Regions from separate parts of the Homo sapiens genome. Here all the other regions are linked to region 5. Evidence: chromatin loops called from intact Hi-C (ENCODE). Cell type or tissue: dorsolateral prefrontal cortex. All regions are shown on one strand. Region 1 overlaps ASB4 (ankyrin repeat and SOCS box containing 4). Region 2 overlaps PDK4-AS1 (PDK4 antisense RNA 1). Region 3 overlaps PPP1R9A (protein phosphatase 1 regulatory subunit 9A). Region 4 overlaps ASB4 (ankyrin repeat and SOCS box containing 4). Region 5 overlaps LOC105375409 (a long non-coding RNA gene).

The links. Peaks named below come from ENCODE experiments on the same cell type or tissue, not always from the same donor. Only the 100,000 strongest peaks of a DNase experiment are listed, where the experiment ranks them.
Region 1: a loop joins it to region 5, with 7 times the contacts of the local background. A loop is called at or near these places in 106 of 110 quality-filtered maps.
Region 2: it touches region 5 in a loop (4-fold over the local background); 60 of 110 quality-filtered maps call a loop at or near these places.
Region 3: it touches region 5 in a loop (6-fold over the local background); 2 of 110 quality-filtered maps call a loop at or near these places.
Region 4: a loop joins it to region 5, with 1.0 times the contacts of the local background. A loop is called at or near these places in 109 of 110 quality-filtered maps.

Annotation. Positions count from the first base shown.
Region 1 is chr7:95,508,864-95,513,863 of GRCh38, reverse strand. The region is part of intron 2 of ASB4 (ankyrin repeat and SOCS box containing 4); the gene reads right to left. Among named protein-coding and RNA genes, the nearest start is that of ASB4, 25 kb to the right of the region's middle. RefSeq lists an enhancer at 1,700-1,849. In dorsolateral prefrontal cortex, CTCF peaks have their summits at 1,777 and 1,985 (motif pointing left); DNase peaks (open chromatin) are centred at 1,963 and 4,473; H3K4me3 peaks cover 312 bases; H3K27ac peaks cover 3,217 bases.
Region 2 is chr7:95,606,341-95,611,340 of GRCh38, reverse strand. It overlaps PDK4-AS1 (PDK4 antisense RNA 1), which reads right to left. Exons shown (of 3, transcript XR_001745287.3): 2 at 1,479-4,401; 3 at 224-797. Among named protein-coding and RNA genes, the nearest start is that of PDK4-AS1, 12 kb to the right of the region's middle. RefSeq lists enhancers at 1,740-2,939, 195-4,031. In dorsolateral prefrontal cortex, no CTCF peak of the experiment used is centred here; DNase peaks (open chromatin) are centred at 1,588 and 2,430; H3K4me3 peaks cover 1,449 bases; H3K27ac peaks cover 3,828 bases.
Region 3 is chr7:95,042,880-95,047,879 of GRCh38, reverse strand. All of the region lies in intron 2 of PPP1R9A (protein phosphatase 1 regulatory subunit 9A), which reads right to left. The region is part of intron 3 of PPP1R9A-AS1 (PPP1R9A antisense RNA 1); the gene reads left to right. Among named protein-coding and RNA genes, the nearest start is that of PPP1R9A, 140 kb to the right of the region's middle. In dorsolateral prefrontal cortex, a CTCF peak has its summit at 2,087 (motif pointing right); a DNase peak (open chromatin) is centred at 2,089; H3K4me3 peaks cover 1,160 bases; H3K27ac peaks cover 3,097 bases.
Region 4 is chr7:95,525,145-95,530,144 of GRCh38, reverse strand. It overlaps ASB4 (ankyrin repeat and SOCS box containing 4), which reads right to left. Exons shown (of 5, transcript NM_016116.3): 3 at 1,842-2,332. Among named protein-coding and RNA genes, the nearest start is that of ASB4, 42 kb to the right of the region's middle. RefSeq lists an enhancer at 2,137-2,638. In dorsolateral prefrontal cortex, CTCF peaks have their summits at 2,534 (motif pointing left) and 3,772; DNase peaks (open chromatin) are centred at 2,084, 2,534 and 3,794; H3K4me3 peaks cover 1,123 bases; H3K27ac peaks cover 2,854 bases.
Region 5 is chr7:95,681,971-95,686,970 of GRCh38, reverse strand. All of the region lies in intron 2 of LOC105375409 (a long non-coding RNA gene), which reads right to left. Among named protein-coding and RNA genes, the nearest start is that of PDK4-AS1, 88 kb to the right of the region's middle. In dorsolateral prefrontal cortex, CTCF peaks have their summits at 657 and 2,698; a DNase peak (open chromatin) is centred at 690; H3K4me3 peaks cover 286 bases; H3K27ac peaks cover 1,238 bases.

The sequences.
Region 1 (5,000 bases), 170 kb after region 5:
AAATCACTTACATTATAGCAGATAGTAATGCCTAGGATGCCTAGGGTGGGTAGGTGAGAGTCCTAGCTTCTTATTGCTGCTGTCACAAGTTACCACAAACTGGGCAGCTGAAAACAACACAAATTGATTATTTACAGTTATGCAGGTCAGAAGTCTGACACAAGTCTCAGTGGAGGTAATGGTTAATTTTATGTAACAACTTGGCTGGGCCATGCTGCTTAGCTATTTGGTCAAACAATATTCTGGATGTTTCTGTGATGTTGTTTTTCTAGATGAGATTCACATGTAAATCAGCAAACTTTGAGTTAAAAACAGATTGTTCTCCTTAATGTGGGTGGGCTTCATCCACTCCATTGAAAGTCTTCATAGAACGAAGACTAACCTCCCACAAGCAAGGAAGGGCTCTGGCAACAGACTGTATCTATTCCCTAGGTCTCCAGCCTACTGGCCTTCCCTCCAGATTTCAGACTTGCACCTCCACATTGCATGAGCCAATTCCTTAAAATAAATCATTCCATTCCCTGTCTCTGAACACACACACACACACACACACACACACACACACACACATTCTATTGGCTCGATTTCTAAAAAAAAAAAAAAAAAAAAACAAACAAAAAACAAAAAAAACCCTGACAGTGGGCTAAGATTGAAGTCAACCAGAATGTATAGAAGAGTCCATTTCCTTACCTTTTCCAGCTTCTAGAGGCTTCCCACATTTCGTGACCATGGCCTCCTTCCTCCATCTTCAAAGCTAACAATGGTGGGTAGAATCTCTTATACATCCTATCTCTCTGACCTTCCTTCTATAGCCACATTTCCTCTAACTATAGCCAAAAAAGGTCCCTGATTTTAAAGAGACATGACCAACATGGATAATCCAAGATAATCTCCTCATCTCAAAGTTCTTAATTTAATCACATCTGCAAAGTGCTTTTTTTGCCATATCAAGTAACATGTAATCACAGGCCCCAAGGATGAGGACTTAGACATCTTTGGAGGGTCGTTTTTCTTCCTAACGCACTGATAGAATCTGCCCTCAGAAGAGAAGCTGGAAAGAAGACTGACGTACACAGGGCTAAATGGAGTTCTTGCTGCACCAAATGTGAGTTCCCCTTCTAGCTATAGGCCCTAATTTCATTCTTCTAAGCCAGCATTACCCAAAGTCTGCTCTGTGGCATATTAGTATTGCAAGATGGATTAAAAATAAAAGCTCTGTGGTTAAATAAATGTGTAGATTTTATGTACCTTTGTATCTTTACAATTCACATTAGCACATGAAAGATTCTGAGAAGTTTATATTGAGGAAATCTGTCCAGTTTAACATGGATTTTCCAGGACTTATTTTTCCAAGGAATTCTCTTTTTGAAACACCTATTAACAGCTCCAGCATCATTGCTTAATACAGTGGACTTTGGGAAACGCATTTCTAGACAACATAAAGATACTTTCACAGGTCCAGGGATGGGGGAAAAGAGCCTTACATAATCCATAAAGCCTTGCTGGAGTTCCCTAGAATCAACTTGAATTATCCGTAGCCCCATTTGGTAGGTGAGGGCTAAGATTCAAAGAAGTTAAATTTTGCCCTCATGAATGGAATAGTCAAGGTCTGAACCGAGTCCGTCTTACTCCAGAACCTTCACTTTTAAGCACTGTCCTTGAGTTCCTCTTTTCATATCAAGCCATGTTCGAGCCTCCTGGCCAGCCCTTGGTTGAACACCACCCCTGGTCTAATAGGCTACAGCATGGGAGGATCAAGTGTTACAGAAGATAGCAACCTGTGCTTCCCCTTCATCAGGGGCTGGGAGCAAGGCAGTTATAGAAGAAGCTGAGGGAGTGGCAGGTTTGCTGACTGACATATACAGTCTACAGTGGAGATGAGATCCACAGAATAAGGCAAAAACAGCAAAGTCACCCAAGGCAGTCCCGAGACTAATTTACATTAGCGGCAGGACTCTAAAGTAGCAAAGGGAAGGCAGCACCACCTAGTGGACAAAACGAGAGCTCTGTATTGAGGTCACTGCAGTCAAAACCTGATTTCACTATTAAGCAATTTGTCTCAAGCTCAGTGTTTTAATCTGCAAATCTTAACCTCATAGGATAGTTGTGAGGATTAGTGAAAGCATAGACAAAGTGCCAAGCATGCAAAATAAATGCCATATCCAGCTGTTGTTATTTTTATTTATTTATTTTTTTTTTTTGAGACGGAGTTTTGCTCTTGTTGCCCAGGCTGGAGTGCAATGGCGCAATCTCGGCTCACCGCACCCTCGGCCTCCCAGGTTCAAGAGATTCTCCTGCCTCAGCCTCCCAAGTAGCTGTGATTACAGGGTTATTATTAATTATTAAGTCCAAGCCGATCTTTCTTCACGGCTCTTCCTCCTGCCCCCACCCAGGTTAATTCAACTATGCTTGCGAGAAGTGCACGTACTTCCTACTCTTACCACCCAGGTCTTTGGTTGGTGTGGCCCTCTTAATTCAAGAGTGTTGCTGAGGGCTGCCAGAATTCTGAGGCCGCAAGAAAACAAAGAAAAGGGGGCTGGAGTGATTTGCTTTCAGGGGACTCCCTAACTGGGCCTTCCCTGCAGCGTTCACTTCTTGGTGGCTCTCGGTAGGGGCGGGCTGTCAACAAAATGTTTTGTCTTGGAAAAGAGAGGGGTCCACCGTTATTCTGTCCCCATTAGCTTTCTAATTAGTAAAAACTTCAAGAAGCTGGCATGTGCTTGATTCTTAGCATCCAATTCTGAGCTTTCATCATTTCCCCTATTTGTATGTTTTCTTGGTTAGCTTAATGGAAAAACCTTCTAAAATTGTTTATATTATGTTCCATAAGTTATTACTTACAGAGATGACAAAGAAAACACTTGCATTTCTGTTTGTAAGTCTGATATCTTTTGCTAAATGGGTATTTAAAATGTTCAGAGGATAATAAGCTCCAGGCTCCCCTAAGTAAGAAACAAATTAAAGTGCTGATAGAAAATAAATAAAGAAGTACAGGCCTAAGGAAACTTCATCCTTCAATTTCCGGTTTCAGATGCTTCCAGTTATAAAACAAAGATAACACATCCAGACTGAAAACTCAAAACAGAAGACACATATGGTTTTTGATTGTAGAATTTAAAGAGAGTGGGTCAGAGAAGGAAACCTGTAATGCTAACAGGTGGGAAAGAAGGCTGTGATTACTACTTTTCCTCTGAAGCACTTGGGAATCACCTGGCTGCAGTAAGCAACCCAAACTTGAGAAAATTGACCTAAAATTGTCGTATAGGTGAGACCAAAACAATTAGTGTTTGGAGAAAAAAAGAAAAATGCTAACATCTAAGTTTAGTGACAGGGATATTTAACATACGCCTAGTTATTTCTATTATTTTAACCCTTGCTATATTACATTGTTGGAGGTAGAAATTAGAAATTGATCAAAGTGTTGTTTTTAATTAAAGAGTTTAATTTTAAGGAAAATGAATTAATGGATTTTCAATATATCTTTTTCAATCACTTATCTACACCCTTGTTGGAGCAAATCCAGAAACCAAAATAAAGGCATGATACTTAAAAGGAAAGGATCAGTTTCTGTGTTGAGAGTGTGCTTTGCAACTCCAATTCTTCATGTTAGAAAACGACAGAATGGGGATAAACGATTGCCTTGATGGGACTCATTTCGGAAGAAACATCGACAGTTTTTCATATCTTTTCATTAAACACACTTCTAATATACCCAGCTGCCTTCTCATTTTTTTTTTAAGAAAAGCCTTTAAAAAATCTTAGGATAGTTAATTTTTTAAGCTAATAGGATTCTGATATAGCATTTAAGCTTCTCTTTTAGATATTAAGTGTCACCTTAGCACAGTCTTTTCTCCTAATTTTTTAATTAGCCAAATGTCCCAGAAGGATAAGCATTATTCAATTTCCAGCAAGACACAGTGGGAGCATCACGGACCCAAAACAAATAAAATTTGATCTGCTTGAATCTGACAAGCTTTGTACTGAGGCCTGATTCAACTTATCTGAGTCTCCGATTCCTCATTTTTTAAATAAGGAGAATAATGTGCAACCTCACATGGTTGTTGCAAGGATTAAATGAAACATTTTATTTTCAAGTACCTGACATAGCCACATCATAGATGCTTAATATATATTATTTTCCTTTCAGTTTTCCCCTTCATATGCATGTATACCGGCAACATCAATTTCCTTTATATGTAGTGCCAATGCTGTTAACTTTATTAAGCTAGATTTTCCATTAAGCATTTATCCTTATTCATTAGCTAGGAGGACTGACGCACAAAGATATTAAATTATTTACTCAAGTTTAATGAATGAAATTGAAAACCCTTTTCCTCTGCTTAACATGAATGTGCCCTTTTCAGTATGCAGAGCTTTGTTGCATTTATTCAGAAGCTATTGCTAAGTGCTTAGTTTGGAATAGAGGATTAATGAGCCCGGAGACATGGCGTTGGTCACCATGGCAACCAAACTAGCTTTGCTGTGTTCCAAGCTCAAACAACGGATGTGGGATGCTTAACTCTGGCCTGTGGTATATAGCTGGGTGTTCTTTTTCATATATCTGACTCCCCATTGCTCCTTCCAATTACTCCCTAATTCTCGTGGAAAGATAAATAAAAAGAACACCCCTACTTCTTTAGGGCTTTGCTTTTTCAGCTATACCACCTAATCTCCTTCCCGAATATAATTATCTTCCCATCTGTTTCTTAAGATTTTAGCACCTAACTCACATTACTCCTCACCTCAAAAATTCCTGACATTATTTTGGGGGTCTTTAATACCACATGAATGACCCACCCAATCTCCTGGTCTCCCCGTTTCTGAATCTCATTCACTTCAGTGACTTTCTCCTACTCTGACTTGATGACTCCAACCCACAGTCATACCTGGACTGAGTCGTTATCTGAAATTTATCTGTCTCCAGAAATCACTGATTCACATATCCAATTCTCTGCCCACAATCTTCTGTCTTTGCATCTTGCTTGTTCAGTGTCCACTAT
Region 2 (5,000 bases), 76 kb after region 5:
ACGTCCTCAACTCATACTTCTCTGCTACAAAATACTCCTTCTTTTTTTAAACTGAATAGTTGCACTTAGTGATAAGACGTATAAAACTTAGAAAAACTTATAAAACTAGAAAGAAATCTCCAAATCTATACATTGTTAACAGAATGACCATGAACACAGGAAAGCGTGGTCATGTGGGGGAGGGGGATGTGGCCAAAGGGGGAGAAGGAGACAAGACAAAAAATTCATTCAAACCAAAATGAATTTATTTTTCTGATATGGCCTCTAAATTACCAACATGTCCTTTGTTTTGATGCTAACCTTTTCTGGTAATTAAAGTTTGGGTGTTAAAGAAAAAACAATGCCTTTAAGTACTAGCAAGACGTCAGGAAAATGTCACTGTGAAGGCAAATTATTTTCATCTGCTTAGTAAACTTTTTGATTGATGAAAAGTCAATACTTCACCAATTCTTCTTGCAGGTGTTGTTTGTCTGATATGTCTCCTGTGTCATCTGGATACAACAGTTTAAACAGTATTTTAATGAGAAAAATTGCCTGTGGCTGACCTGGAACTGCCTCAAATGAATTTGTAGCTGATAAGATGTTTGCTTGAAATGTTCTTTGAGGGACAAATCCATTATTCGTTGCCACTTTTTCCAAGGTTCATGGAGAAATTAGCTTAATTATTCCTTGCCAGAAGAAAGCAAATGCTGCTTTTTTGAGAAAGAAGGGCAAATGCTATTATTCACTGGGTTTCAGCAATTCTTTCATAAATCAGCATAGTGAAGTTGGTAGACTAGACCATTAGACACCTTTCTCTGAAAGATAGAGTACATTATATTAATTATTCTTCCTCAATGTAGAGGCAAAAGAAAAATATGAGTTTCCTTAAAGGCTGTGTCAAAATATTGAGATAAAATGTAGAAATCTCAGTCATTCAGAGACGTCCTAAATATGTCTAATATTTCTATGGCCTCCTATCTCCTTTCAAATTGATGTAGGGTATAGATTTTCCAATTGCATCCTGAAATACCATATCCGTTAGCAGCCAAGGAAGGATTAGCATAACTCAGAAGCACTCACTTAAAAGAAAATCAAAAGAAAAATAAGAAAGAAGAAGAAAGGACAGGGAAAAATAGGCCATCCAAAAATTAAAGCCATGCACCATTACTGTCCTCTCCATACAATTTCTGGGTTCTTTCTCTTATAATAACTTAATGGTCCTCTATGCTGTTGCTCAGCTGCTCCAGTGGGAATGCCCCATCCTCTCAGAGCACAAATCCTACCATCTAGCTGATTCTAGACATTTTCATGACAGCCTGTTTACCACCCCATAATCCCAAAGTTAAGAGAGGCTATCACAGCTCCTTCTTAGCTAGCTCAGTTTTCTTTGAATGAAGTTTACACCAAACACGTTTTCATCCAGCCTTGTGAGCAACCAAAGTCTTTCTTGCTTGAATTAATTTACCTTTGGGGGTTGGTAAATGGAATTTATTTACCTTTATTTAGATTCCCGATGTTTCAAGAGGAAATGCTTGTAAGGAACTAACTCTGGAAACCATCTGAGAGGAACACTGTTTGCACAGCACTTTTCAAAATAATAGCATGGCAGGCTTCCCAGTTCACAGCCACAACATCCTGCGGAATCAGCTGAGCTTTTAAAAAAGCTAACAACCAGTTTGAATTTGAGCAATTATTTGGGGGTTCAAGGCAGCAAAGCTTTTGTTCTTAAAATCTAGAACAGTGGTCTTCTTACATCATCATTCAGATAGACCTGAAACAAAAATTTGACACCAAAAAAAAAAAAAAAAAAAAAACTGCCCTTACCACAAAGATGCTTTTTTCCCTTGATTCTATTTCATTTTAATGCTGTTCGTGACTCATTAAACTGATTTCATGATCCACTAATTAGTTACAACCCACAATCTAAAAAGCACTTGTCTAGAACATGGAGAAGTTCTCTGCTGACCTGGAGTCATTTCAAACACCATGTTTTAAAGATTTCACAGCAATGTTGCAAATTAAACTACCTGAAGATTAGGAATCATTGCTCTAGAGCAATTGATAAGAAAACCTACAGGTTTCTTTATTGAAATACACTTTTGAAAAGAATCTCACCTGGCAGTTATTTTAAATAATATAAATGTAGCAGTAAGTAGGCTGTTGATCAGTTTGCCATACTCAGTACAGGGTGATCTATGAAGTACTTTGCAATCTGTTTTTTCCACTTGAGCAGCAGAATTCCTAACAGCCAGGAGACTCACGCAAGAACACAGTGAGTAGCTGAGCCTCATGCAAGAACACAGTGTCAGATCAGGGCTATGATAGAGACGCCTTGGTCTCCCCGACCTTTCCCCTAGTGAGCTCTATTTCCATGAACAGAAACTAGATGCCTGGGAGCTGAGGCATGGAAAGTTATTGCTGCTCGGCAGCAGTGACCCTTCACCTACTAAACTTCCCCTTGTTGACTCTGCAGCCAGGCAGTCCCGCCCAGGCTGTGGGTGTGGGACTGACCTTTCACCAACTTAGCCTGCTCGAGAGAGCCCCAGCATCTGCTTAGCTTCCGCAGGCCAGCTGCTTCTTCCTTCCAACACAATGTTGGTAAAAATTGTGCATAGCAGAAAGTAACTTTCTTTTTTCCCTAGGGCATTAATTTATAGGTTTCATTTCTTATTTAAAAATAAAAATAAACAATCCCTCACTCCCTTTGCTCCAATACACAGTGCATTTTGAGAAGCCTATTTGAAAGAAGAAGTGAGAGAACCCTAGTGTGCAACGGGTGGAATAAAGAACAAAAAAAGAGGACCCTTAACCCTTCCTATTTGTACTTCCTTTTGAGATTCTGCACTGACTGTTGAAACACGGTCAGGCAGGCCTGCTTTCCTCAATCAAGAACACAGCCATGTTGCCCAAACTCAGCATTTGTCAGGCCCTCGAGTTATTTTCAAAATGGGAAACTAAAGGGGGAAAGAAGTATGTGTCTGTGTGATTATTGTTAAAGTTGCAGACAGTCTCGTTTTCTCTCTGGCAAAGTCTAACTGAGCTCAAGAGGACATCAGGTAAAATCAATTTTGTTCAAGAAACAAACGGTTGAGTTTCCAGCATCTGTTTAGTTTGTTTTAGCATTCAACTGTTTCACACAGTTGCCTGGTTTTGGCCAACAGGGCAAATAGGTATTCTTCTAAAGTTTCAGAAAGGCAATTAAAAAAAAAAAAAAAAATCTTACGCTTCTCAATCCCCAGAAGAGTGTGACAAGGATTTCTGTTTAAACTGAGATTTAGAGAACCCATTTTTCCTACCAGCTGTATGACTCTGGTGACTTAACTCTTCTGCTTGTTTTTCCTCTGCGATTGAAAATGTTGGATTAAATGAATGATTTTCATGTTTTCCATTGACAGTCTCACTAAAGGACAGTTCTTCTAAATGTAAAGGGGAGGGTGGAGGTAGGGTGCTGCTGCAGGGCAGAACACCCCACCAGCAGCTGCTTGGGCCCCCAGCCCAGTAACAACAGGGGTTGCATCTCCCAAACATAATTCACTGATCCACTGATCTCTGGAGTCCTGCGTTGGGACGAATCCCAAGGCCGCATCAGATCACACAGGAGAAGATGTTATGATCCATTATTACTGGTGGCAGCCAAGCTGGAGAGGGAAGGACTAACCACTTGCATAACATGTAATTGCTTAAACTAGTATTTTCAAACAAATGCAGAAATTTTAGTATGACATCTGGGTATCTGTCCTTTTACTGCCAAATATGTAATGTACAATGCATTGCTCATACCAATAGGCCAGTGAACATAAATTGCAAGTAGTAAGGAATATTAGTATAACTGACTGAATTTTCCCATTTTTACCTAGACAGTGAATGCAATGGTGATACAGCTTTGACTGCCCCTGCACTGGGTTAAGCAACAAAATCACAAAAGAAAGTGACGTCTAAAATTTGTCTTTCAGATGACCTGGTGCTTGATTGTGCTCCTTTTACTATCTGACACCCCCAAAAAATTAGTCTAAGGCAGCCAACCAGTGCTACACAAACCAAGGCTGGAACTTAGCAAAACCTGGAGTTTTCCAAGTAAAATAATTCTATTTGAACTCAGTGTGTGTAGTAGAGGATACAGGAAAAAGAAAGGTCCTATTCAGTGATAATCTCAGGAAATTCATGCAATGATCAGCAATCAGAGGAAAGGAACAGGCCACAAAACTGTAAGCAAAGTTTCATGTTCAGTATTAGTCCACAGAAGACAATGAGCAGGAATAGTAAGGGAGAAATCTGATTGCAGGCTCTTCAGGTTTTGAGTCTCCAAGCCTCGTGGTATGCCCGAGCTTGTGAGAAATCGAAGGCAGGAAGTTCTCGCCATGGTTTTCAGCTCCATCAGGTCATTTAAGGTCTTCTCTACCATCAGAGTGAACAGATAACCTACAGAATAGGGGGAAATTTTTGCAATCTACCCATCTGACAAAGGGCTAATATGCAGAATCTACAAAGAACTTAAACAAATTTACAAGAAAAAAATCAAACAACCCCATCAAAAAGTGGGCAAAGGATATGAACAGACACTTCTCAAAAGGAGACATTTATGCAGCCAACAGACACATGAAAAAATGCTCACCATCACTGGCCATCAGAGAAATGCAAATCAAAACCACAATGAGATACCATCTCACACCAGTTAGAATGGCAATCATTAAGAAGTAAGGAAATGACAGGTGCTGGAGAGGATGTGGAGAAATAGGAACACTTTTACACTTTTGGTGGGAGTGTAAACTAGTTTAACCATTGTGGAAAACAGTATGGCGATGTGTCTGGAATTGGTGGGTTCTTTGTCTCACTGACTTAAAGAACGAAGCCGCAGACCCTTGCGGTGAGTGTTACAGTTCATAAAGGTGATGTGTCTGGAGTTTGTTCCTTCTGATGTTCGGACATGTTTGGAGTTTCTTCCTTCTGGTGGGTTCGTGGTCTCGCTGGCTTCAGGAGTGAAGCTGCAGACCTTCGCGGTGAGTGTTACAGCTCTTAAG
Region 3 (5,000 bases), 640 kb after region 5:
GTTCAGCCTACAGCATACATTTTTGTAAAAACTTCAAACACTTTCTATATGGAGTACTTCCAACTGCAAAGGCCTAATAGAAAAAGCTACCCCAAGAATGTGTCCCCTTTACATCTGTGCCTCATACCACAATGCAAAAGATAAAGTGGTCCCCAATGAATCACTCTCTATAACTGGCAAAAGTTATTGCAAATTTAAATGGAAAATTTAAGGCCATTAAAATAATCTGGTGAAATCAAGAAAATTCTTCAAAATCTCCTTCTTCAGTTTCAGCAAAGGTACCACCTGACAAAAAGTGTACTCAAACAGTCTTTTTGGGCTCAACAAGGATGTCAGCTAGGGCACTCAACTATATTTACAACAAAGCAGTATCAGAAACATTCTTTACTGTGAATAAACAATAAGCTCATTCAAAACAGACAGAAAAAGATCCTGGAGAATTGAAGCCATTATGTCTCAAAAAGTGAATTTCTAAAAAGAAAGGTTTCTAGCAAGTTAGAAAATGATAGATTTTGTCACTGAAGACTGAAACTGTATTGACAGCTCTCTATAACTGGCATAGTACACATCAACTAAAAAATGTACTCTAAAGCATTTGTGCCGAAACACTGCTTAATAGTCCCTGCTGATAAAATTTATTCATGTATACTATAAAAGTAAAAAGCCATTCGAAATAATAAAAAGAGATGACATGCTGACTTTAATCTTGGGGCTGGAACCACCACAACGCCCTTAGAGATAAATATGAAGCAAATCTCAGCTGCTGCCAACTATGGTGTGTGTTACACAGAACCTGGAGAGCTCTAACTGGTCCCTCTCTGTTCTCCTGAATTACTCCATTGTTGAAATCAACAAATCCAGGAGAGAGCCCAGCACCACAACCAAGACATACAAAAAGCTTTCAATTACAAACACCGCAATAGATTTAGCTTAGTGGTCACAGTTGGCTGCAAACCGTTTCTCTGAGAAGGAAAAAGAAGACTTTATCTACCAAGGTGGTTATAAACATTAGAGAATAATTTTGGAATGCAGGGTCAAGAAGACCAGAATGTGTGCTTTTCATTCAAGGATTCACGAGCTTTTATTACTGGTCTAATTTAATCAAAGATAACGCATTGTTTAGAAACAAGCAATTGAAAGCTGGTATGAAAAAGAAGGAAGTGAGAAATCAGTAGCAAATAAGTAGCAGCTGATGTCCCCATAGCTAAAATGCATGACAGAGAATTCCCTGGGCTCAATCCAAGTATTACCCATGCAGGCCTCTATCTTTTCTCTCTTAAAAAGTATCTTCTTAGAAAATGTGCATATTAAGAAAGAATTTAAATACAACAGAAGAGAAAAATAAGAGTTTCATATGATATTCCACAATTCCGTGTTATCAAATAGCAGAGTCCAAAAGGTTTTAGGCAATGCCAAAGGCCATCGGGTTATCTGCTTTTAGAAAATACAATATCTGAAACATTTAATAGAAATACTACCTAATCTTGACCAGGTATGGTGGCTCATGCTGGTAATCACAGCCTTTTGGTAGACTGAGGCAGATGGATCACTTGAAGTCCAAGACCAAGAACTTGAAGTTCAGGACCAGCCTGTCAACATGGTGAAACCCCATCTGTACTAAAAATACAAAAATTAGCCAGGCGTGGTGGCACATACTCCTGTAATCCCAGCTACTCGGGAGGCTGAGGCAGGAGAATTGCTTGAACCCAGGAGTCAGAGGTTGCAGGGAACCGAGATTGTGCCATTGCACTCCAGCCTGGGCGGCAGAGCGAGACTCTGTCTCAAAAAAAAAAAAAAAAGAAAAGAAATACTACCTAATCTTAATGATACTCAACACTGATAATTATACAAAAGAAAAGAAATACTACCTAATCTTAATGATACTCAACACTGATAATTATACAGCCTTCTTTAGTAGCCTGGTATGTGTTTAATAACCCGTTAAATTCAGAAATTATAATTAACTATTTTCTGTTGCTCCATTATAAGCCCATTTTCTCCATTTGATTTTTGTTGCATCAATATATTACAGTAGGTAGTTAGGCATGAGCAGGGCAGAAGAGGGCTCCCCTCGCCTACTAGAAATGTCAGGCAACCATACAGTAGGTAGTTAGGCATGAGCAGGGCAGAAGAGGGCTCCCCTCGCCCACTAGAAATGTCAGGCAACCATCAGGTGATGGTCCCACAGTTGACACACCACTTCTCTAAAAATGATCATTGGTCACAGGCGCCAAAAAGAGGCAATTTCACAATAGATAAAAACACTTGAAATTGGTAACTGGCAGCTCAGGAATTGGGCAAGTAGGCTTGGGCATGTGCATTAAGAGACAAAATGGCAGAGTATGACCTTCCAGGGGCATTCCACTGAAAAAGGGAAGAAAGCCTCAAGTGAGCATGTGTACAACTTCTTAAACACACTGCGCATGCTCACCTCCCAAGGGTTAGCAGGCCACTGCGCATGCGGGCAGCCCACCCTAAGAGATGGGAAAAGGTAAACAAGGCCCTGTAAGGATGCCAACATATAAAACTCCAAATCAAAAGGTCATACGCCACCATTGACCTCCAAAGTGCCCGTTTAGGTCTCTTCCAAGTGTACTTTCCTTTGTTTCCTGCTCTAAAGCATTTTAATAAACTTCCATTCCTGCTCGGAAACTTGCCTTGGTCTCTTTTTCCACTGCATGCCCCTCGGTCGAATTATTTCTTCTTAGGAAGCAAGAATTGAGGTTGCCATAGATTCGTATAGCTTTGCTGCCAGTAACTCGGATATTTGCCACCACTAACAAATATATTATTTCACATGCTTGAAGGAGTTAAAAGGAGTCAATCATCTTACCTAATTTTCTAAGGACAAAATGAAGACCCAAGCCTTTTCAACTCTAGTCCTAGAACCCATTTTCTATTATTTTCATCATTTTTATTGCCCTTTACTGAAACCACTTAAATTTTTAAAACCAAACCTATTCCACTAACAAAAACTGGGTCAAACTATGTCAAAATCAAAGACTGAGGTCAGGCACAGTGGCTCACTCTGTAAATCCCAGCACTTTGAGAGGCTGAGGAGGGAGGACCACTTGAGCGCAGGCATTCCAGACCAGGTTGGACCACACAGTGAGACACCTCCATCTCTACAAAAAAATATATATATATTATATATATATATATATTTAATTAGCTGGGTGTGGTGGCTCACACCTGTAATCTCAACACTTTGGGAGGCAGAGTTGGAAGAACTGCTTGAGCCCAGGAGTTTGAGGCTGCAGTGAGGTTTGATTGTGTCACTTAACTCCAGCCTGCATGACAGAGCAAGACTGTCTCAAAAAAAAAAAAAAAAATCCTGAAAAAAATAGTTAATAATATCAGCTTATTGATTGTATAGTCCCTTACTTTTCAAGACATTTTCAGCTTTTTTCTCTTTTAGACTCATTAGACCCTTTCAAGTTAGAAACTTGAGATAATATTCCTGATCTTGCAAATGATACTGCATGGGCAAAAATGTTCATATTTTTTTTCTTTTAAACTTCAATTACTTACATAAAGCAGAGGAAACACAGGAGGAAAAGAGTATAAAGAGCCACAGTTAAGGTAGAGGAGGAGAAAGTAGAGGGAAGTCCCTTCAGGTGGCTCATTCTTTTTAGTAAATAGGTGAGAATGATGGATAAAGTGTGGCTTTCAAGATCTGAGGCAAGAGGGAGCAGTTAGAACAGCCACTGGCAGACCCCCTCCAGAAATAAAGGACAAACAACTAAAACACTGTAACTGCCTCATTTCCTGTTCACCTAGCCTAAGGCTTCTTTTGATTTTTCTCTTTTTCAGTTGAGTTTTGAAGCAGTCTCCAATGTATTGTTGTGCTTCTGCAATAAGAAGGATTTAAATCTTGATCAAACTAAGGAGTGATCCACTAATCTTATTTCTGATATTAATGTACTTTAAACCCTAAGAAAATTAATGAACAAGAGGCTTAGGTATTTCAGGACAGAACTGGAAGAATCAGAGTACAAAACAAATGGCATGGAGTAGCCAGTAAGAGGAAAGTTAAGACTGGGTCTAGAGATGATGTTTTAACAGTTTATCGTTAGAGGAATTTGATGTTAGAATTCCCTAAATGTTGCCAGCTAGTGACTATCTGGGCCCGGTGGCACAGGCAGTAAGGAAATTTAACAAGACAATAGTAGATAAAGAAAAGCAGATTTATTAGAGAAAGTATGAAAATATGTTGTAAGACAGGCAGCACAGCAGAGAAGGGGGCTGTCCGCAAAGATGCAGGGGCTGGAGGGAAGTTTTACAGGGTCATGCTAGAGGGGGTACCTGGAGAACAAGGTCACTGTGCCTGCAGAAGTAGGTCGAGATCACTGTGCCCTTGTGTTGTTTGTGATTAGCCATCTCTCAGAACAGTTGTTCACTGTTCTTCCCCATCTGGGGCCCTTCCTCCTTGTTGCTTACTTATCAGGACTCCACACAAAACATCATGTACAAGTTTTTATTCATTTGTGTTGTATGTTATTACTGTCCAAAATATTTTAATTTTATAGAAAGCACAAGCAAGGGTATTTAGTGAAATGTGCCTGTTTTTTCTCACACAGTTATTCAAGGCAGATATGTCTTACCACTCTGCTTATATTATCCTACTGAGGTACCACTAATTACCCCATAGCATAGGCATACCTCAAGTAAAAGAAAACTCAAGGGGAATTTAAGTCTCTCTAGAATTTAATTTGAAATCTCATTCCCTTAAGTGATGGAAATATCACAAAAGAATAACGTAGGTTTAAAGAAGGTAAAGAAGAAAAGACCTAATTTAGCAGCCTCATTTTTTATATATGCTACAGGGACTGCATAGTAGCAAATTTTCCATATGTATCTTACTTGTGTGGAGAAAACATTTTAAAAATATGGTTCTAAGTTAATGAAATTGTGTAGCAAATGGAGTACCTAAAATCTGTCTTAAAGGGACTTTTTTTTTTAACAAAAATATACTTTTAGATGTACCAGAAAAATAAAAT
Region 4 (5,000 bases), 160 kb after region 5:
TAGCACACATAATCTGGCATTCTCTTTTTTTTTTTTTTTGCCCTGCTTTTTCTCCATAGCACCTAACATATCAGAGTATATTTATTTGGTTGTTGTTTTGTTTGTTTCCTGTCTCCCACTAGAAAGTATCTTTCATGAAGGCCTTTGGTTCATTGCTCTACCTCCAGCAAATAGAACAGTACCTGACACTTCGGAGGTGTTAAGTAAATATTTGTTAAATAAACAAATGAGTGAACTTGACACTTACTCTGTGTGACTTTATGAAAATATATTAACACTATTAGCTTTAGCTTAGTCACCTTTTAAATGTGAGTAATGCCAGTGCCCACCTCAGAGTCCATTATAAAAATAAAATGAAATAGTCTGTATAAAACCTATTTAGAGCTCAACACAGGACAGTTACTGTAACATTATTCTTATTCTATTCCTCATCTTAATCATTTGTAGTTCCCTAAAAAACTTTTGGAAAATTCATGACATTCTGGGCTTTACATATAATTTTTTAAAAAAGAATTAGTTAATCTTCCATTAGCATCCTGATAACCAAGAGAAAATTCCTATTGAGATCACAGGATTGCTGAACCCATCAAATCTTCATTTGAAAGTTCTCTGGTTTGTCCATCTGGAATCTGCCCTGACTGAAGGCACTACCCTTAAATTCTCTAGTAGAACTTTTCTTCTAACTAAGCCTCACACTGCAGGACTTCAGACAAGTCCCTGACATTTTACCCAGGTAAGACGTAGAACTTAAGCTGTGAATTCAGAAAAACATCTGTTACTTTGCTTTCTGTGGCCTAATTAGTCAGTTGTTGTATACTTCAAACTCTTCTTGTTGTTAATTAAATTTTTAGAGCAAGGGGGAAACCTAAGTATAGTATTATTTGATTTATTTTCAGGTAAAATGCATTTTGGCCTCCAAATTAATTACTAGCTATAAAACTATGCAAAATTCACTCTCTTCCATATTTCTGTAGCACTCATTATTCTTCTACCTTGTCATTTACCACAGCATATTAAAATTACCCCTTTATTTGCTTGTCTCATCTGCTAGATTCTAAGCTTCTTGAGGATACGTCCCATGTCTTAGTCATATCAATACTGGTAGCAACTGGTCCCTACCAGCCTGTTTGAGATTATGAATGTTGTTAAGAAAAACCGTGCAGTGTGATATCATAAGAGTAGATGCTGGAACCAAAGTATCTAAGGTTGAATCCTGGCACTGGCACTGTGGGAGCTCAGGTAAGCTACTTAACTGTGCCTCAGTTTCCTCCTCTGTCAAATAGGGACAATAATAATATATACCTCGTATGATTGTTGTAAGAATTAAATGAAGACATACAAAATGCTTATAACAGTGTGCTTATTTATTATACATAATAAATATAATTTTAGTACTTAATAAACGTTAGCTTTCATTAAACTGGAAAATCGGGTGGCCCTTTCATGGCTACAAGCTAATTTCAAAGCAGGCTGAGTCATCTTTAGATCAGTCATTCTGTTTAAAAGATGGCAAATGTATGCCTGTCTAACACTATTCACCTTTCTGGCAGACTTACCTCAGTCCCTCAGGAAGCCACCAGTGCACTGGTGTTCACACAAGGCAAAACAAATTATTTGCTACTCTTTTTCTCATTCTAGCTCTCACACCCAATTTCAAGCAAACCTAGACTAGGATGAGATGAGGAGACAGCTAGGATTAGGTATGTAATGGAAGGTCAAAGAGGATCAGAGGTAGTTAGCCCAGGACTCAAGCCTCAAGCAAGCTTGAGTTACTTGGAGATTTCAGACAAGGCTGCCATTTGAATCTTCCTCAACCTGCTGACCACTGGGCAGAGCCTCACCTTATGGAACTGTGGAGGGTATATTCGGGCAGCCCCATGGTTCAACAGGAGCTGGTAGCAGATCTCAGGCTGGGCAGCAGGGCGCACGGAGGTGACCTTCAGCACGTACTGGATGGCAGCACAGCCGTTGATATCCATGAGATTGGCTTCGGCGCCAGCTTCCAGCATCATGTGCATGAGCACGTGGTCACAGTTCCAGGCTGCCTTGTGGAGGGGAGATTTAAAGTCGTCATCTCGGGCATTGACTTCGGCTTTGTAGTCAAGCAGCATGCGGCAGACCAGGTGGTGCTCCGTGCTGTACTCCTGCTCCTTAAAGCGGAGGGCCCAGTAGGCGGCGATGGCCAGGGGGGTCTCCATGTGGGCATTCACGCTGTCCACTATGGCCCCGTGTTCCACGTAGAAGGCCACCAGCTCCGAAAGGCCGAAGTGGGCAGCCGTGTGCAAGGGCGTCTCCTCATCTTGGTTGTTGGTCTTCATGTTCACATTCGCCCCTATAAAGGGAAATTGAGGAAGACAATTATTTAAACATGTTTTGTCATTATTCCTAAGGTTCATTAAACAAGACTTTTCTCACTGCTTCTCTTTTAACTTCTGACTGCCGTATATTATCCCCAACCCTCAACCCCTTTGCCCCCAGGCTCTCTTCCTGGGCCTCGTGGAAGCCATTCCCTTGAAGCAACAGTGCCATCTCCTGGACAACCAGCAAAGGTACCCAGGGGAGGAGAAGGAAGGATTTGTGCCAGAATGCTGGAGCGTTGCTGAATTTCACTTCTTACTCCCAGGTGGATTTGGAAATACCAAGAGATTTCTACAACTAAATCTTCTTAATCAACATAACAATGATATTTGCTAATATCATTAAAAACAAATGTTATGTCACAACACTTGACTCTTTAAAAATCAACTGTTTAGAATATTCCACAAAATAATACTTTTCTTCTCTTTCATAGCAGATAAACCTAAAAGTTTGATGCAAGTAAACTTTAGTGGTATGGAAACTTCCCATCCCTTTGACTGAAATTGCAGTATTAGGGCTGCCCAAGTCTGTGAGGCTTTCTTGGAACGCAGCACCACCACCACCACATATGCCTGTGCATGCACACACACACATACACATGCACACACACACACGACTTTAGTCACCAAACTAGCCTAAAGGTTATATTTTTCATCAAAAGGGGCAGAAGCTGGTATAGTAGAAATATTCATTGAAAGAGAGAAAATGATTCAGAGACTGCAAAATGTTTTATTTATGGTTGACAAAGGATGTTAGAAATAGGAATTTTTTGTACTTGGAAAGCTCCTTAGAATTACTTAATCCAACCCATTTATTTAACAGACTAGAAAACTTAAGTGAATTTTGTTTTTCTAATTAGAAATGTTAAATGTGAGAGTGGTCAACTCAAGAAGCTGAAATTTTCCTTCTCTGCCTAATTTAATGAGGTGAACCAAATGACCCTTAGGGGGCCAACTCTAATATCAGCGCTGCTGGAATTTTTTATAGCTACTTCAAGTATTAGTCTGTACAGACTTATTATTATTATTGTTATTATTATGCTAGTAACTAGTATTTATTAAGCACTTAACCATGTGAAACATTCTGGGCTAAATGCTTTTCATATATTGCCTCATTGAACCTTCCAAGTAATCCTTTGCAGTGGGTGCAGTTTTTAATCCTAATTTTATGGATGAAGAAATTTGTACTCAGAGAGGTTAATAATTGGCCAAAAGTACAACCAGCTAGTTGTCACGAGTGCAACTAGCTGGGGCCGGTGTCACAGGTGGTAAAGTAATTTACCAAGACAGTTGTAGGTAAAGAAAGGCAGATTTATTAGAGAAAGTATGTATGAAAATGCGTTGCAAAGTTGCAACCGGCAGCACAGCAGAGAAGGGGCTGTGTAGAGGCAGGGTGCAACTGCAGCGAAGTTTTATAGAGTTGTGCTGGGGGGAGCTGCTGTGCTGAAGGAGGTCATTGTGCGCACAGAACAAGGTCATTGTGCCAGGAAGAAGTCATTGCTTGTGATTTCCCATTTCTCAGAACAACTGTTCATTGTTCTTCCCCACCTGGGGCTCTCTCCCACTGGGGACCCCTTCCTCATTGTTGAACCAAGGTTTGAAAACAGACAGACTGGCTTCGAAATTCCTTATCACTGTTCTATTCCACCTCATATTACTTTTCTGAAGGAAAATTTTTCTGTAGTTTACTCTCTTTTACTATATGAAAACCAGAAAGTACTAGAAAGATAACATTGCATTTTGTTAGCTTTAAAAAAAATCCGTTTACCATGTATTGTTCCTTTATGCCCTTATTTATGGCATCTCCTGATCATATGGAACATATTTGAGAAAGCCAAAACTCCTACAAGCATGCTCAATATCCTATACAAACTCAGTCCCCAAGGAAGGTACCCAAGAGTACATTGCTCTGTAAACTCTGAGACTGTATTCCTAACTTGTAGAAGGCAGAATTGTAACCAAAGATGGTCTTTCATGAAGCCATCTGTGTTTATCAGTATTCTGCCCTAGAGAAGTTCTGGGTCAGGTCTTATTTCAGGTCAGCTCGTCTTTGCTCTGGAGTGAAATGGAACGAATGAGAATGTCTTCCCAGAAGCCATGTGCAGGGTCACTTCAGATGCTGGAGAATTTCCAGTAAGGAAGAGAATCAAAGGGTCAGGATGAAATTCTTACAGGCCAACTTGGAACAAACCACATCCTTTTTTAATGTACTTGGACATTTACGATTGATCTTTGACCTGTTGGTGCAACTAGATATGCTACATGGTTTCCTTTTCTGAATAGGAGTTCCTTATTTTTATACTTGAATTGTGTCGCCAGTGTAACTTTTCCAGGAAATATATAAAGTACAATTATTTGGCTACTTTTTTATTTTAGATTTTGTGATTTATTCAATAAATTAGAGACCAGAAACATCAACTCCTGGGAACTTTGAAATATATTTTTAATGTGAAAATACAATGTATTAGTTTCCAAGAGCTGCCCTAACAAAATACCACACACTGGGTAGCTTAAAACAACTGAAATTTATTCTCCCACACCTCTGGAGACTGGAAGTCCAAAATTAAAGTGTCTAGGGTTGGTTTCTTCCAGAGACTTTGGAGGAGAATCTGCCTCAGACCTCTCTCCTACCTTCTGGTGATG
Region 5 (5,000 bases):
CTCAATCTAGCTTTAGAAAAAGAAAGTTATTGTCCTTACAACAGAAAAATCAGAGGTAAATTCAGGGCTTCCAATATGCCATCAAAGTATTCAAAGAATGCCATTGAAGTGTGCACGTCCTTTCTCTCCTCTCTCCCTTCACTCTTTCTCTCTCCTGCTCCCTCTGCCCAGGCATTCTCCATTCACTTGCTGGACTGGGAAGCTTCTAGATTGCATCCTCATAGCTCCTTCCTTGGGCTGTATTTCTTTAGCATCTCATTTCCTATTGATGCAGGTTTGGGGTTGTCTCTGACATTGAGCAATCACAGGAACATTTTGGCGGCAAGGTTGGTATTCCGTAAGTGACACAATTCACTTAAAATTTATTAGCCAAACTGTGATAGGGTAGATATTATCATCCACAATTTACAAGGGTAGAAACTATAGCTTTTAATAAACATAAGTGCCTTTGCCTAAAGCTACCCAGACAGTAAATTATAGGAACAGGATTTGTATCCAGCTGTATCTGATGGTAAATCTATGATGATGGTCAAAACACTTGTCCAACAACTCCAATAGAAAACCAATCATTACACCTCTATCCATACGCCACCTCCACCTCTCTGAAAAATAAAAATAAAAAAAGAAACATAAGATTCTTACTGTGCCCTGTAGGTGCCACTCTTGCCACGGGATAACTCTTTTCAGCACTGCAGCACCGAGCTGACATTCTAGAAGGTGGAAGAAAGCCCGCTCATCCAATTTATGCAGCTGACATTTCAGCACCAGCAATCCATATATGGCTTAGAACTCCACAACCTCACTCTACTGTTACTGTATTTTTTTGTTTAAATATATATGTGTATATATATATTTAAATATGTGTGTGTGTGTGTGTGTGTGTGTATAATTGTTGTGAAGAGTTTATGTGGTTCCCAAGATTTGAAAATACAAGGTATACAGTGAAAAAAATCCCCCTTCCAATCTTATCCCCCAAACCCATGTTCCACCTCCACCCCGTGGGTAACGATACTTCTCAGTTTATTTTCTATCTTTACTGAGATATTCATACACATACAAGCAAATACGAAAAGACATTTCCTTTCTTCTTTCTATTTTTACACAAATATTTTGCACAAACATCTTCACTTTTAAAAATTTCTCCTAACATATCTTGAAGGTATGTTCATATTTAGACAAAAAGAAATTCCTCATTCTTTTTTACAGCTCCACGTATTCCCCTGTATGATAATTTTTCATTTATCCAGGCCCTTGTTGATAGACTTTTAGACTGATATATTTTACTGTTACAGATAATAATGTAAGGAATACATATTACTTTATTTCACATGTAAGAGTCTATTTGCAGAATAAATCCTAGAAATGAAATTGCTGAGCAAAAAGGTAAATGCATTTGAATTTTGACAAACATTTCCAAATTACTCATCATATGTATTGTACCATTTTAACACTCCCACCAGCAAAGTATCATAATTCCTATTCTGTCATAAGTTACACAAAAAATGAGTTATCAATATATTGGATATTTGCAAATCTGATTGTGGAAACCTGGAGTGTCTGTGTGATTTTATTCTTATTTCTTGTATTCTAAATGAGGTTATGCATTGTTTCATTTATTAAAGAACCATTGCATTTAGCCGAGATTTTTCCACTCACAAGGGTTAGAATACCAGACTCATAGTGACTGAATCAAAGAGAGGAAATTCATTTTTCACATAACTGGACATGCATGTACTTTGATTTCAAGGTGAAGGATCAGAGGTAGGATTAGAATTTTCCTAAGGAAAATTAGAGTTGTGTAACATAAAGGAAAATGAATGAGTACCAAGATGGGTACCCAGCATCTACATGTATCTCTCTCCCTATACATACATCTCAAAAAGTGCTCATGTCTACAGAAAAATTTTAAAATCATTTACTCCTTATCTAGAGGGAGGCAACCTAGTGTTTATTACTTCAAATCTGTAATATCTAAGTGATATGCATTCTTGCTTATATCTAGACTTGGTTTCTCATGGCCCAGTAATTTATAATACATCATAACATTAATCATCCTCAATCAATATACAAACTATTAATTGATAAAGGATAATATAAGTGCCGTAAAGACTCCATTGTAAGCACAGAAAATGGGAAACACAACAGTGCTGCCTAGAACACAGTCCATGTCATGTCTTAGAGTTCCTTAGCAATATAATCTGGCCCTTCTGGTTTTGTTCTCTGGAAAATTTTTCTTTGAAATGGTCTGTGTTTGGCTGTGACTTTGAGCTGCCCACTTCCTGTCGTGTGAGTTTGGAGGACCTGGGATTGCCTAAGGTTTGAACATCCCTGACTTACCAAAGTTCTGAGTTATAAAGAGATAACTTTAGCATGCTAGACATTTAAAGGAAAGCAATATTGTCTACATTTTACAAATGAGGAAATGAAGGCTTGGAAATATTAGGAATCTTAGCCCATAGTCATAAAGATATGAGTGACAAGAGCAGTGTCAGAATCCAGGTATATTTCCTTCTTTCAGCATACTGTCATCCCAATGTGCTCTCTACAAATTGGCTTTGTTGGTAGTGCTTATATTGGTAATTATCAAAACTTTTATTTCTAGCAACAGGAAGCAGAAATCCATGGTCACAACTCCCAACCACGTTTTCTAAACTCTTGTCTTTAAAGGGGGACCAAAATAATGAAACTTCTCAATTTGTCCTGTAGGGGCCATTTTAATCATGGAATATCTCTTTTGAGCACTACAGCCCTGATCTTTCAAAGCTGCAATAGATCAGAAATTCTGGAAGGCAAAGAAGTTTGATGTGTCAATGTACGCAGCCAACAGGTCAGTGCCAGGATCTCTACACATGTGTTTAGTGATTTATCATTATAATAAATCAGTTAGGACTCTGTTACTTACTTTAAAATAAATTTATTGGATTTGTAAAAATAAGGAATAAATTTATATGAAAAGAATAAGGGAATATTCAGTGAAAACAAAAACAAAAAGCTCCTTTTCAACTTTGTCTCATCTGGTAAGTCCTCATGCCTGCTTCCCAAATATGTAACCACTCATTATTTTCTTCCATGTCCTTCCAGAGATTGACATATATTTGAATAAACATTTTCTGTCCCCTTCCTTTTATACAAGTGGTAGCACAAAATTAATTGATTCACCAAACAACATATATCAGAGTATTCCACCATGTGGTTGTACCATACTTCATTTAACCAGTCTCTCTTGATGGACATTTAGGCTCATTTATATCTTTTATTGTTATAAACAATACTATAATGAATAGCCTCATATATTTAGCATTTTTCACATGTATAAGTATATTTGTGGAATAAATTTCTAGAAGTAGAATTCCTGGGTTTAGTCCATGAATTTTTTATTTTAATAAATATTCCCACATTGCCCTTCATAAACATTGCAAACAGCTTATATTTCATCGACAGTGTATGAGCGTACCCACTTTCTCACAGCTTGGCCAACATAGCCTGTTATTGAACATTTAGATCTTTTCAAATCAGATAGGTGAAAATGGCATCTCTTTTCATTTTAATTTGTTTCTCTTGTTTTGAGCAAGCTCGAGCAACTTTTCATAAGTTGATAAGAGACAATTGAAAAAGTCAGAGGACTTTTACAATTGCAAGTGTCTGAAAACCAAACACTATCGGGCTTAAAGAAAAACTGGTGATTTTTTAATAAGTTTATGTAGATATTTTAAGAACACTTAGCTTCCAGATTTCTGGGGCCTTGCCTCTAGGTCATGAAAATCTCCAGAAAGCAACTATGGTCAGTCTCTCCCTCTGCCCCTGTGCTAAGGGACAGTGATACCTTCTTGGTCCGGGGGCTGTTGTTTTCCCTCCCAGATGCTGACTCATGACCATGTGTGATTCTGGGGCAAGCAGCTCATATGGAGGTGTGGGGATGATCTACTTACAAGACTAATTCCTCTTAGAATAGACTTTTTTTAATTTAACTTTTATTTTAAGTTCAGGAGTACATATGCAGGTCTGCCATACAGGCAGACTTGTGCCATGGGGGTCCGCTGCACAGACCACTTTGTCACCCAGGTGTCAAGCCCAATACCCAGTAGCTATCTTTGCTGATCCTCTCCCTACTCCCACACTCCACCTCCCAACAGGCCCCAGGGTGTGTTGCTTCCTTCTGTGTGTCCATGTGTTCTCATCATGTAGCTCCCACTTATAAGTGAGAACATGCAGTATTTGCTTTTCTATTCCTGCGTTAGGATAGATTTTTCTATCCATTTGGTTGTCGTTCCTCAACCTATAGTGCAAACTCCTCACAGAGTTAATAAATTCAGGCCTGGTTCCGGTTCAAGATGGTTGCCATAGTCACCTTGTCACCCTCAAGAGGGAGTGTTTTTCTCCTTCTACGTGAACCCAGTGGAAGCAGGGTCTTCACTGAAATTTCTTTGCCCTCTCTGCTCTATTCCCTAAAATCTGGTCTTTATTTTTTCCTTTTCAGTCAACATTTCTGCAACACTCATCTCTCCCTCTTCCACCCTTCATAGTCTTGTATTCCTTTTTAACATTACCACAACATACATTTGTCTTCATGCACCTGTTATTGAACGGACACAACCTTGTCCATTCATTTGCTTTACTGACCTAGCTTTTATAGGCACCTGTCTCTGAGACCTACAGTTACTCTCCTGCATAATTTGAAGAAAGGAAGCACAAGGAAAGCCATACTTTCAAATTCCAAATTTAAATCGGGAGAAGAAAAAACGTTCCAGAGTTTAATGCTTTGCCCACATGATGCCAAACTAACTATTCAAGAAGAAAATTGCTGTCCTTCCAATAAATTCAGTTTTTTTATTAAATTGGTTTAATTGACCAAATGTTTTGCTTTTAGATGAACATAGCTTCAGCCTGCTGTTTTGTGAGCTTGTTAGAGGCCATAGGTTGATTGGAAAAGCCAGGAAATCCCAATGATAACCTAGGAAACATTTCAAAGTATCAGAGGCATCTACTGTAAATGTCGTCTT